Linked DNA regions of Homo sapiens: region 2 is linked to region 1. A link is a loop called in an ENCODE intact Hi-C map of the cell type or tissue named here. Cell type or tissue: mammary epithelial cell. All regions are shown on one strand. Each heading gives the region's core, and the rest is flanking DNA. Links, peaks and the distances in the headings are about the cores only. Region 1 has its middle 160 kb from the start of SASH1. Region 2 has its middle 140 kb from the start of UST.

What was found. Hi-C counts contacts between places; a loop is a spot of excess contacts. Peaks named below come from ENCODE experiments on the same cell type or tissue, not always from the same donor. Only the 100,000 strongest peaks of a DNase experiment are listed, where the experiment ranks them.
Region 2: a loop joins it to region 1, with 11 times the contacts of the local background. A loop is called at or near these places in 2 of 110 quality-filtered maps.

Annotation. Positions count from the first base shown.
Region 1 is chr6:148,174,965-148,181,832 of GRCh38, forward strand. No RefSeq gene overlaps it. Among named protein-coding and RNA genes, the nearest start is that of SASH1, 160 kb to the right of the region's middle. In mammary epithelial cell, for the core only: a CTCF peak has its summit at 2,852 (motif pointing right); no DNase peak of the experiment used is centred there.
Region 2 is chr6:148,605,570-148,612,437 of GRCh38, forward strand. No RefSeq gene overlaps it. Among named protein-coding and RNA genes, the nearest start is that of UST, 140 kb to the right of the region's middle. In mammary epithelial cell, for the core only: a CTCF peak has its summit at 3,192 (motif pointing left); no DNase peak of the experiment used is centred there.

The DNA of each region.
Region 1 (6,868 bases), core at 1,707-4,206:
CTTGTTCCTGGATGCTTATTTTATATGCATCCAAATATGCACAAGACATATATTCAGTATCACCAAATAGTAGTTTTATTGTATGTAATAAATCCTTGGCTTGGCGCACTCTTATATAGATTAGAAACAGTATTCTTTATGTCAATGAATGTCACCACTTCTGTCAAGTACTTCTAGTTTCTACAGGCTCAAGAATACCTTTTCTTGACAATGGTTCAGGATATAGGCTGGTATTCTGCCAGCCTTCTCACTGTTAGTTCATTTCTTTAATAGCATCTTGGTGAGAGTCTTTTCAGAACCCAGGGACTCCAGCCTCCACCCCTTCTATTAACTAAAAATCCCTGAATAACCCTCCATATGGTGCCGGCATGGCATTTGATAAATACCTTGCTGATTATTTATCTGACTTTACATTTATTTTGACAGATTGAGCACGTTAGTCTGTATTGAAACTAAGCTCTTGTTGTAAATATCTTCCTACGGCTCTCTGGCGCTGTGTTGAGTGATCTACTGAACTTCTGCCACAGCAAACTTGGGGGAAATGAGGAAAAGGAAGGCACACTCTGAAACAAAAGCAGACAAAAGCAATTCTGAAAAGCAAGAAAAGGGACAGAACTCCATTGGAGGTCCTGGTGAATATATTTGTACCTTCTGTCAGCACGTCTCGTGACTGTAAACTGCTGTAACTACCAGGATCAATAAAGGGCAAGGCCTTGAGATAGTAATTATGCTAATTGGTAGTGACTAGAAAACACGCAGGCTGCAGGATAAGCAGACAGTGTCTTGGGAGAAACAGACACATTTGTTAAGAAGGGCAAGGTCTGGTAGGCTTCGTGAGACTTTTCCTATAATCAGTTTTCTAAGAAACACCACGTGCATCAGCCAACATAGTTTGAGTTCTTCCCTCGGTAGAAGATTGTACCAGGCACTGCAGAAGAATATCCAAGAAAGAAAGACTCAGCACCTGCCTTCTGGAAGCTTACAGCTTAGCTCATTCTCCAGGCATGCCCAAGCACGTGCACACACGCACACACACACACACACACACAAATTGAAAGACATTTTTACTGTATAAAAAATTGTCAAGAACTGAGAATCTGCCAGATATGGTGACTCATACCTATAATCCCAACTACTTAGGGATGCTGGGATGGGAGGATCACTTGAGGCCAGGAGTTCAAGACCAGGCTGGCCAATGTAGTAAGACTGTCTGTTAAAAAAAAATAATTAATTTTATATTAGCTGGTCTTGGTGATGCACACCTGTAGTCCCAGCTACCAGGGAGGCAGAGGCAGGAGGATCACTTGAACGCGGGAGTTGAAGTCTGCAGTGAGCTCTGATTGTACCACTGCACTGCAGCCTGGGCAACAGAGTAAGACTCTATGTTAAAAGATTTTAAAATTGAGAGAACTAAGAACGTAAATACCAGAATGCTATCAAAATGAGAAGGGACCAAAGTCAAGTGGTTTGTAGGTACCATGTTTGAGATGGAGCTTTGACTAGAGACTGGATGAAGGCATCTCAAGGCAAGAGATTTTTGTTCTTGGTAAAGAAAGTTAAGAATCTCTGACACAGAAGCTTCCCAGTTGTCATTGTATTACAGTTGCGAAAAACACCTTATTAGATGTGGAAGTTTAAAAGCTATCATTTACCATGTCCATGAATGTAACATGGATACTGCAATGAACTGAAAGTTTGTGTCCCCACAAAGTCCGTATGTTGAAATCCTAACTCTCAATGCAATGGTGTTGGGAGATGGGGCCTTTGGAAGATGATTAGGTCCTGAGGGTGAAACTCCCACAAATGGGATTAGTGCCCTTATAAAAGGAACTGCAGAGAGTTCTCCAGTCTCTTTCTACAATGTGAAGCAACAATAAGAAGACAGAAGTCTGCAACCCAGGAGAGGGTCCTCACCAGAACCCACCCATGCTACCACCCAGATCTTAGACTTCCAGCCTCCCGAACAGGGAGAAATAACCTTCTGTTGTTCATAAACCACCCAGTCTATGGTACTTTATTATAGCAGCTCAAACTGGCTAAGACAGACACTATCTTTGAACTGGTAATCAAATTAGTTAATCAGAGTGTGTGGATAGGTACCAAAAGAATAGACAAGCCAGTTGATTCACATTAATTACCTTGCTGGGCCACTGTGAAATTCTGAACTTTCCAATAAGCATTGACGATTAAAATTTTAGACAAAATTTTCTCTGGTCATTCGATTTATATATAAAGCTCAAGTATGAATAAAGCCTAAATATAGCTTAGTTAAATACATGAAAATTTAGAAAGACTATTGGAACGTCCTGGCTCTGTAAATATCAAATTCCTTTATCTTAATTGCAGCCTCAAATCACTAGCTCCAGTTATGAAAGATTACTTTCTCCAGAAACTAGACTACAGAATAGTAAGTAAAGTTTTCTATTATTTTATTCCATGAAAGAGATATGGGAAATCATAAATACCACACTTATCCTAAGTATCATATTTCAGTGTTTAAAGAAAATTCTGACAGTTCTGATTAAATAGGTCAGATCCGAAGGATAAGATTCACCATAGAGCTCTGGACTCCAATGTATGTCTTTTAAAAGAATGTCCAAACAGCACTATCATGTGAATTTCGTGTATTGGGTGTTCCGTGATGTTGGGTAGTGTAGAAAGAGACCTGAGCTAAAACCTGTGATGATAAGTCATTTCCCCTCCAAGGGCTGGCTGCAGCTTCCACTCTGCAGAAGGGATGAAGTTGGGCAGGGAGAGTATGACCTGGATGATCTATGAGAGCTTTGGAGTTCTGAACAAACGTTGGAAACGGATTTAGGGAACATGTTTGCAGGGTTGCATAACTGCTACCAGCAGGGGGCAGCACGGCTCAGATAATTACTATTTCTTGCCCTTCCTCATTTAGGAAAAACCTATGGAAAATAGGGACTTACCCCTCAGCCTTCAGGAGTCCTGTAACATATAATGGACCAAAGCCAAGGACTGCCCTTGCCTCCAAAGGGTTTGATTTTTCAAGACACAAACACCCGATAGGTGCACCGTCAACGACATTCCCCACGGACGCCTTCAATGATGATGTGACTTAGTGTTGACTTTCCTTTTTATCTTTGTCTTCTCTTTATTTCCTAGTTGTTTCTAGTCAGAGGAAGGATAGCTTTATACAGAAATAGGATTTATTTATTTATTTATTTATTATTTATTTTAATTGATCATTCTTGGGTGTTTCTCGCAGAGGGGGATTTGGCAGGGTCACAGGACAATAGTGGAGGGAAGGTCAGCAGATAAACAAGTGAACAAAGGTCTCTGGTTTTCCTAGGCAGAGGACCCTGCGGCCTTCCGCAGTGTTTGTGTCCCTGGGTCCTTGAGATTAGGGAGTGGTGATGACTCTTAAGGAGCATGCTGCCTTCAAGCATCTGTTTAACAAAGCACATCTTGCACCGCCCTTAATCCATTCAACCCTGAGTGGATACAGCACATGTTTCAGATAGCACAGGGTTGGGGGTAAGGTCACAGATCAACAGGATCCCAAGGCAGAATTTTTCTTAGTACAGAACAAAATGAAAAGTCTCCCCCGTCTACCTCTTTCTACACAGACACGGCAACCATCCGATTTCTCAATCTTTTCCCCACCTTTCCCCCCTTTCTATTCCACAAAACTGCCACTGTCATCATGGCCCGTTCTCAATGAGCCGCTGGGCACACCTCCCAGATGGGGTGGTGGCCGGGCAGAGGGGCTCCTCATTTCCCAGTAGGGGCGGCCGGGCAGAGGCGCCCCTCACCTCCCGGACGGGGCGGCTGGCCAGGTGGGGGGCTGACCCCCCCCACCTCCCTCCCGGACGGGGCGGCTGGCCGGGCGGGGGGCTGACCCCCCCACCTCCCTCCTGGACGGAGCGGCCGGCCAGGCAGAGGGGCTCCTCACTTCCCAGTAGGGGCGGCCGGGCAGAGGCGCCCCTCACCTCCCGGACGGGGCGGCTGGCCGGGCGGGGGGCTGATCCCCCCACCTCCCTCCCGGACGGGGTGGCTGGCCGGGCGGGGGGCTGACCCCCCCACCTCCCTGCCGGACGAGGTGGCTGCCGGGCAGAGACGCTCCTCACTTCCCAGACGGGGTGGCTGCTGGGCGGAGGGGCTCCTCACTTCTCAGACGGGGCGGTTGCCAGGCAGAGGGTCTCCTCACTTCTCAGAGGGGGCGGCCGGGCAGAGACGCTCCTCACATCCCGGACGGGGCGGCAGGGCAGAGGTGCTCCCCACATCTCAGATGATGGGTGGCCGGGAAGAGGCGCTCCTCACTTCCTAGATGGGATGGCGGCCGGGAAGAGGCGCTCCTCACTTCCTAGATGGGATGGCGGCCGGGCAGAGACGCTCCTCACTTCCCAGACGGGGTGGCAGCCGGGCAGAGGCTGCAATCTCGGCACTTTGGGAGGCCAAGGCAGGCTGCTGGGAGGTGAAGGTTGTAGCGAGCCGAGATCACGCCACTGCACTCCAGCCTGGGCGCCATTGAGCACGGAGTGAACGAGACTCTGTCTGCAATCCCCGCACCTCAGGATGCCGAGGCTGGCGGATCACTCGCGGTTAGGAGCTGGAGACCAGCCCAGCCAACACAGCGAAACCCGTCTCCACCAAAAAAATACGAAAACCAGTCAGGCGTGGCGGCGCGCGCTGGCAGGCTGAGGCAGGAGAATCAGGCAGCAGTACCGTCCAGCTTCAGCTCGGCATCAGAGGGAGGCCGTGGAGAGAGGGAGAGGGAGACCGTGGGGAGAGGGAGAGGGAGAGGGACAGAGGGAGAGAGGGAGAGAGGGAGAGGGCAGGATTTTTTTTAAGTAAGAATTCTTTACCAATCCTTCTTTCCCCAACATAAAATCTCCTATTTGAAGTGAAGTTTGAGGTAGGGACTCGAGAGGCAGTGCCTCAAGAAAGCCACACATTGTACAATGGAGAGCAGGGATGAAAACATTGTATAGAAGGAAATGACTCTTCCTTTTGTTAGGAAAGGAAAAAAGAAAAAGAAAAAAGCCATTAGCTGAGCAGTGCTGCCCCCTGCAGCTGAAAGGAAATGAGAAAAGAGGCTGAAATAATTGAGCTCCCTTGTTCTGTGAATTGTGTTTTCTTTGCAGGATTAAGTGTTTATTTAAAAATCCAACTTGCATTATAGCAGAATACTAAATTCTGTCTTCTAATTAATTTTTAAAGCTCAGATTTGATAGCAGGATTAATCTTAGCCTTATTTTCAAGACAATTTAAAAATTACTAGAGAACATTTGTTTCATTTAATAAAAACGTATTACCCTACAGTAAATTGCAATTCAGATTATACGTTGAGCTTCCATTTGGCTGAAGTATGTACTCTTGAACGGCTTTGTCTAAAATTAGAGACCATTTTCCTATAAAACAAGAGTGCTTGAGGGCTTGAACATCCAAAAATGTTACCTTAAGAGTAACGGGCTGTGGTATAGAAACTGCCATCATCAGATAATTACAACCACTTAAATGAAAGCACCTCTATCCACCCTTTCTTTTCCTTCCATCTTCTTTTTCTATGGGTGCTGTTCACATGCTGTCATAATTCCAGGGAGAGTTGCATAATGGAAAAAAACAAAAACAACCCTGTGCTTTGAGCTAGGGATCCAGGGTTTAACACCCTACTCTGCACTTTACAGTTTGTTTGACCTTGAACTGGCCACACAAGTATTCTGAGCTTATTTTTGCCATCTCCAACATAGGAGAAATAATAAGACCTATCTCACCAGGCTTTTGTGAGAACTGACTGAGAAAACAAAGAGCTCCTGTCAACCACTGGATGATGGTAGCTGGGGGACTTCTCTTAAGATAGGAAGTCAGCAAGATGGCTGTCGCGGATTCCTCTTCTCCATATGCGCATGTCAAGAGACAGAGGCTAATTCTCCTCTTCTGAATCTGGGCTGGCCTGAGTGACTAGTTTGACTGATAGAACCAATGGCAGTGACATTCTGGGACTTCTAAGGCTGGGCCATAGAAGTCTTACAGCTTCCACCTGTGTCTCTTAAATGCCTGCTCTTATAATGTTATAATCTTTCACAACCCAGCCACCAGGCTGTGGAAAGCCCAAAGCACATGGAGAGGCTATGTGTAGATATACCAGTTGGCAACCGAGCTGAGCTCCCAGTCAGCAGCTAGTGTCAACACAGGCCACACGAGTGAGCCATCTTGGGCATCTATCCCACTTGAGCCTTTAGACCCTTCAAGCTCCAGCCGTATGACAGATCCTGGACACAGACTACCCACTGAGCCCAGTCAACCCTCTGGGCTACAAGAGACGAGCATAAACTGTTATGTTAAGCCACTGAATTTCGGGGTGTCTGTTACATAGGCAATGAAAGATAATCGGAGAAAGCTACAGGGCAATTTTCTATTTTAAAGAGCAAATAGAAAAAACCCAAAGAAACACCTGAGAAGGAGGGGGTCTTACTATATGCATTTATCTGTATTTCATTATCTTGCCTCTCTAGTCATTGTTTCAAAACTTCCAGATAAGTTCAATTAGATTTGGAAGGAACATAGTGGGAGTTGAACAAATGTTGGTTGGATGACTAAGAAAATGAGCCAATGTATGAATGTTTCCTACGACATTAGTCCTCTAGTAGAAAGTATCTAATGACCAACAATCAATCAAAAATTTCCTTAAGAATTTATTATTTATAGGCTATTTTGGAATATAACCCTATCCCAAAGAAGTTCAAGTCTTATAAATAAAGGACTTGAATTAAAAGGACATTTGAAATAATGACGTGGCCGGGCTTGGTGGCTCACGCCTGTAATCCCAGCACTTTGGGAGGCTAAGGGGGCTGATCGCTTGAGCCCAGGAGTTCAAGACCAGCCTGGGCAATATGGGCAA
Region 2 (6,868 bases), core at 1,724-4,223, 430 kb after region 1:
CCTTGCAGTTTATTCATTTCTGTTTCATATATTTTAAAGATCTATTATTAAGTGTACATACATTTAGGATTTTTTTGTTCTCTTGATTAATTAACTTCTATCATTATGAAATAACTTGTTTGTTTCTGGTAATATTCTTTGCTGTGAAGTTAATTTTGTTTGGTATTAACATAGAAACAATATTTTTCTTATTTACTTTTAAATGTTAGTACGATATATCTTGTTTTATCTTTTTAACTTCTGACCTATTTGTGTTTTTATGTGTAAAATGAGTTTCTTGTAAGCAGCATATAGTTGTCTTTCTTTTTTATCCAATTTGACAATCTCTTTTAATCAAAATGTTTGAACCATTTACATTTAATATGGTGTTGATCCTTATGAAATTTTCATGAGCTCTTCTTCCATGAACTTCCCCACACTCCCCAGTACTCTGCCCTACATGTTGTAGCCAATTTAGCCTCCTCATAATTCAGTCTGTGTCTCCTCAAGTAAAATGAATCTCTCTCCAAGATTCATGATCCAGAAACACCCTCAAGCAGATAGCTGGGTTCACTTCATTTGTCTCTCTTCTCCCAGGAATCACATCCCTGCATTGCCTGTTGCCTAATATCCCAAAGCCGTTTCCTTATTATTTTGCCAATTTTCTAGTAGTTTATGATGGGAGGGTAAATCCAGCTCTAATTATTCAATCATGGCTGAAATGGATGTCTCCTTCAAAATCTTTTTAAATTAATAAATTAGCTGAAGAAATCATGACATATACAGTGTCAAAGACTAGCTATAAAATGATATAAATTTGTATATATATACATGTATATGTGTGTGTGTGTGTGTGTATATATATATATATATATATAGTTGGTTGGTGCAAATGTAATCACATATTTTTGCCATTAAAAGTAATGGTAAAAACCATGATTATGTTTGCACCAACCTAATATACAAATTTAATATAAAATAATATAAATGTGGCAGTATAGTATCTACTTCACTAGGATCCCTCATTTACTACCCATATCCTAGCACTGGATTCTCCCTCAGTGTAATGGCAGTTGGCCTCCTCTTGTCATTTGCACCTTTCTGTATTGAAAATCACAGTGCAGATGTATGCACCCCCATATATCTCATTCTCTAGTCAAGTTTTTCAATGCAACAAAAATGATTTTAATTATAAAAGTAAGGGTAAACTGTTAAAAATCACTGTCCAGGACTCACTGAGTCCCAGCCCTGAGGATAGTTTTGCTTGAACTGCTTTGGGATGCAGTTGTTCTCTCATGCTCACATTGTTTTGGGACTAGTATCCTTTATAGCAATGTCCCTGAGAAGTCCGTATTCCCTTTCAGTCTAGACAGAGCCAGGAAAGATTTGTTTTTAACAGAGTGCAAATGATTTCTGCTTTATGCACTTCATCTGATATATTTATTCTTCTCCAACATCATCCTCTTCTTCTTCATTATCATTAAAATTTTAACAGCAATTTTTTAAAAAATTAAATGCTTGTTCAATTTTTTGATTTAGAAACATTATTATATACTTACAATTAATACAATTTTGTAAGGAAAGTAATTATTAACTCCTACTCTATAAAAATGAAATTAAACACATAAATGTTACAAGACTTGCCCAAGGTAAGGTAGATATAAATAACAGAGCTAAGATTAAAGTCCAGGCCTTCTGATTACAAATCCCATATAGTTTTATCACCATACCAAAATACCTTTTCTCTGGTCCCTCTCTTAATTAGTGATAAAATTGTTTTTTTCTCAACTAATCTTGCCTTCAAAATTCATGTTTGATGTAACTTTTAGTTATTATTATTTTTTTTGGAGATGGGGTCTCACTCTGTCGCCCAGGCTGTAGTGCAGTGGCACAATCTCGGCTTACTGCAACCTCTGCCTCCCAGGTTCAAGTGATTCTACTGCCTCAGCCTCCCAAGTCTCTGGGATTACAGGCACATGCCACCACGCCTGGCTAATTTTTTGTGTTTTAGTAGAGATGGGGTTTCACGGTGTTGCCCAGGCTGGTCTCGAATTTCTGAGCCCGGGCAATCTGCCCACCTTGGCCTCCCAAAGTGCTAGGATTACAGGTGTGAGCCACCGTGCCCGGCCGGTTTGATGTAACTTTTAAAATATTTCAGAGGCTTTCAACCTTCCTGGAGTCACAGAGCAGCATCCCTTATATAAATATGTTAAGAGAATCTCTTTTTAAAGAAGGTTCACAGTATAAATGTTTGCTGTCGGCACTTTTGTCTTGATGACACATAAGGATCTTAAAAGCTGTTTGTAAGTCCATTGGTTCATGAATCCAAAGTATCACTTTCAAATCAATTAAAATATCCATATCTGTGTAAAGTTAGGCTTTTCCAGAGAGCACACATATTGACGGCATTAGTTCAGACTTTCTTAACTTTCTTGGCTCTCTTCTTATGACTCTCATCACTCTTCCTAATTTGCACTTTTTGGAAATGATGAAGTTAATGATGTTAATAAACTAACTCAAAAAACACAAACACAGGCCGGCCGCGGTGGCTCATGACAGTAATCCTAGCACTTTGGGAGGCCAAGGCAGGTGGATCACCTGAGGTCAGGAATTCGAGACCAGCCTGGCCAACATGGTGAAACCCTGTCTCTACTAAAAATACAAAAATTAGCCGGGCATGGTGGCGCACGCCTGTAGTCCCAGCTGCTCAGGCGGGTGAGGCAGGAGAATTGCTTGAACCTGGGAGACATAGGTTGCAGTGAGCTGAGATCATGCCACTGAACTCCAGACTGGGCTACAGAGCGAGACTCCATCTCAAGAAACAAAACAAAACACACAAGCACAATCTGGCCTGCAGATGTGCATGTGTTTCATCTACACAGTGCTGCTATGTGAATTAGCTGCCAAATTAAAAAACCAAGAGCATTCAAACGAAAGTCAGACTTTTCACATGAATTTTCATACTCTCTTGAAAAATCAGGGTATCTTACAATAGTGGGCCTCTAACCTGCGCGATAGCAATGGTCTAGAGCTGAGATTTGGCTGTCCACTTTTGACTGGGCAGACACAGTCATTCACAGTTTCACTCCCTATTGCCTTACCTGGGTCTCACTTCATTCACTTACTTTACCTGCCTGAGTTTATGATTTTGGCCACAGAGTAACAAACTTAAGCCAAGACTAAAATGTCTGTGCACAATCATGGTGCCATCTGTTGGTGAAGAGTAGAAATGGTGGGCTTTTGCTCTGAAAAGGAACTTTGTTCATCTGTATCAACGGTTTGAAAGTTTGTAAATAGCAAAGCACCAATATCTATTAAGTATTAATATATAGCAGCATAATTACTCCTCATGTATCCTACAACTATGTACCTGCAATGGACTGTAATTCACCTCGTGATCCCCAGAGGCCTTGCAGATTTGTGTGTGTGTGTGTGTGTGTGTGTGTGTGTGTGTGTGTGTGTGAATGTGTGCATGTGCATATACCCTGTGGGATACAGAAAGTGAAAAGAAGTTAGCAGTCTGTGCCCTTGTAACTCTTCTTGCAGACCTAGCATTGCAGGAATTTGTTCATCTGGCTTTTTGGATGAGGTCCCACCTTTTCTGCATTGCCATTGAACATGACTTCTCATCACATAGCAGAAAAAGCATGGCATTTGAAACAAGAAACTCTTGGTAATAGCCTTATTTCTGCCATTCACTGACTATTTGATCTGAAGCAAGCTACCAAATTTCTGTGGTCTTTGGTTTTCTCATATAAGAATCAGGATGATAACAACTGCAACACAGCAAGATAGTTGTGATAAAATGTATGTCAGAGCTCCACAGAAAAACCTACCCTACTTAATCATGGCATAGTATTCTAGAAACAGAGGTGGTGGAAGATACAAGTTATGCCACACACCATGTTTTTTTTTTTAACATGCTTATATTTGCCTTTAAAAAATACACACACACACAACACACACACACACACCCACACACACACATATATATATTAAATTATAGATTCAGGGGATACATGTGCAGGTTTGTTACATGGATATATTATGTAGTGGTGAGGTTTGGGCTTCTAGTGTACCCATCACCTAAACAATGAACATTGTACCAAATAGGCAATTTTTCAACCCTCAACCCCCTCCCACCCATATACCATGTTGATTCGCTTAATGTGTCAGCCTGGAGGTTTGAAACACATTTCATTAATTTTGAAATTTCATTTTTTAAATTTAGCAGAAGTCAATATATTTTCAAACTATCTCTCACACAGTGTTTCAATGCTAAAATGCTATTTGATCAAGTTGGTAAAATTATGCCCACAGCTCTGCTATTGTAACGTTGCTCATCCCCGGACAGACCTTCCATGTAGGATATAACCAGTCTTCAAATTTAAGGGTTAAAAACCTCCCTTCCTGGGAATGTTCAGCCTTTATCATGGCTTCAGCATCATATTCTTGCCAGTGATTCTTTTTTTATGACCTTTCACCTGACATCTACGCACCTCATTGATTAAGAGATACTTTAATTTGGACTTCATCATCTTACAATCATAAATTCAAACCCAAATAGATTACTTTCTGAAGTCTCCTTTCTGTCAGTGGCATCAACATTCTCTCAATTCCATGTAATGTAGATTTATTCACTGATTACCACAGACACTGTGGCTGGGTTTGGAGTAGACCATGACCCATTCTCCTTTATTTCTTGCACCTAGTCTTAATAGATCTTTTTCAATATCACTTACATCTCTCTTTCCTTTTCCATTTCACTTATACCAAGTTAGTCTAAGGCCTCCTTACTATCATCTGAATCATGATGGAAGACCTTAGTTTATCCTGCTTCTTATCCAGCTTAAGGGTCCTGAAATTTAACTCTTCATCAGAACTTTCTAGTGATTTCCCCCCAGACTACTCCATTAAGTCTGAGAGCTTCTGCCTGTCCTGAGGCTTTCCATATTCCAACCTTACCTATCTTCATTCTTGTCTCCTTTCTCTTAGACAAACCCTCCACCCCTGCAGCCTAATCTTGGCATATATGCCCACCACAGTCTCTTGGCTTCAGTATTTTTCCTATATGGACACTCTTCCTCTGTATCTATCCAAGTCCAGCAAGACCTTAGAGGTCAAGGCCATCTGCCACCCCCTTTCTAAGACTTGTTTGACTATTTCTTCCTATACTTGTTTCTCTCTTCCTGAACTTCTACAACAGTAACAATCTGTGCCAATTATCACCCTTGCTTATCTATGCCTCTTGTTCACAATCATTCACGAGTGCATTCATCTTCAATTAAACTGTAAACTCCTTGAAGAGAGAGATCACAGCATGCTGAGTCTCTATCTCATCAAGTTCCCTGAACGTGGTAAACACTGATTGAAGGAAAAATAAATGCTTTGTTGATTTATTGGCATAAGTGTATTTAATATTAGCTTTAATTAGGTTTTCACAAGGCTTAACTTACTTTTCAATATATGCATCCCTCTTGGGCAAGTAACTTACATTCTTTAATAAGCCGAATAGAAGAAATGCTATAACCTGCTTTTAAAGTAAAAATTGAGACACAATATGATGAGTATGATGTACTTTTCAAGGCAATGGTACAGTATTTGAAATCAGGCCTGTTCTAGAAAAATCTAAAATATTTGGAAAAAATATCACAAGATCTCCTAAATTCATCATATTTCTAATACTTAAATATCTTGAGCCCCAAGAAGGGGAATCAGGACAATATTGGCTATAGAAGCTGACAATGGGATTGATGGCCCAAGGAAAGTGACAGGAACCTTCCGCCCACACAAGTACCATGTCATTTTTCCACGAACTGGGCCTGCAGTGATTAACTATGTGTACTTGAGAACGCTTCCAAAGGTTTGAGCAATCCATCTGGCAGAGGCGTTTGACACTATGGGATTTGTTATTGCGGTGCTGTGCCAGCACTGAGACTTATTTAATTGCCTTAGTCATCAGGCAGCAAGCAGTGCCACTAATCTTGGATCTTACTGAGTGGCGTCTGGCTTGTGCGTTTCAAAGACCAAACAAACAAAACCAAACAACGGCAAAATTCTCCCACATTTGGGTCTCAGGTCTGGAGGTTCTGACACCACCTCCCAACCACTCCTGCAATTAAACTGTAAGCATCAACCCTGTGTGAAAGAAGCAGAACTGAGATGGAAATGACAAGAATGGAAGGCTCCCAAAAGGCTTGTCTCCCTAGAACACAACTGCCCTGTCACACATGAAAGGTCTCCAAATTGCCAGTAATTTCTCTATATTTGAGCAAAGTCTCTAAGATGCCCCAGTTTAAACACAAATGTATTACCTGCCTAGTTACCTGTTAACTCCTTAGTTCTCTGCTCCTGTCTGTGAGAACTAGCTAACTTCCTTTGGTTGGATACTGAGAGAATTGAAATCAAGTGAATTGATTGTTTCGATGGGTTCAAAAATGCAAAGGCTGTGACCAAGGCATACCATGGGCTAGGAATAAGAGGTATAGAAGGATGTGTTCTGAGAAACTAGCCAGCATGATGAGACGGAAGAGGAGCTGGGAGAAGAGAAAACTTCCTACTTCATGGTTTTGCCTATATCTGACTTAACATTCAAACCTTCATATAGCAGAGATCATTAGACTAGAGCTAGCCATTGTTCTGTGAAGCTCTTTAACTTTGCCAGTTGACACATTAGAAACTTACTCAAAACTTCCTCCCAACTTCTAAAAGTTCAGCCAAGAAAAAAGAATTTAGAAGGCAAGGCAGGGAAGATAAAAACCAGACATTCTGTTTCCCAAAAAATTGACTTCCTTCTTCCCTTTGAAAATCTCCTTTTCTGCAAAATATTGCCCTATTGTGGGAGATTTTGCTCTTCTACCTTAAAAACTCCTGGAGTCCTCCTTGCACT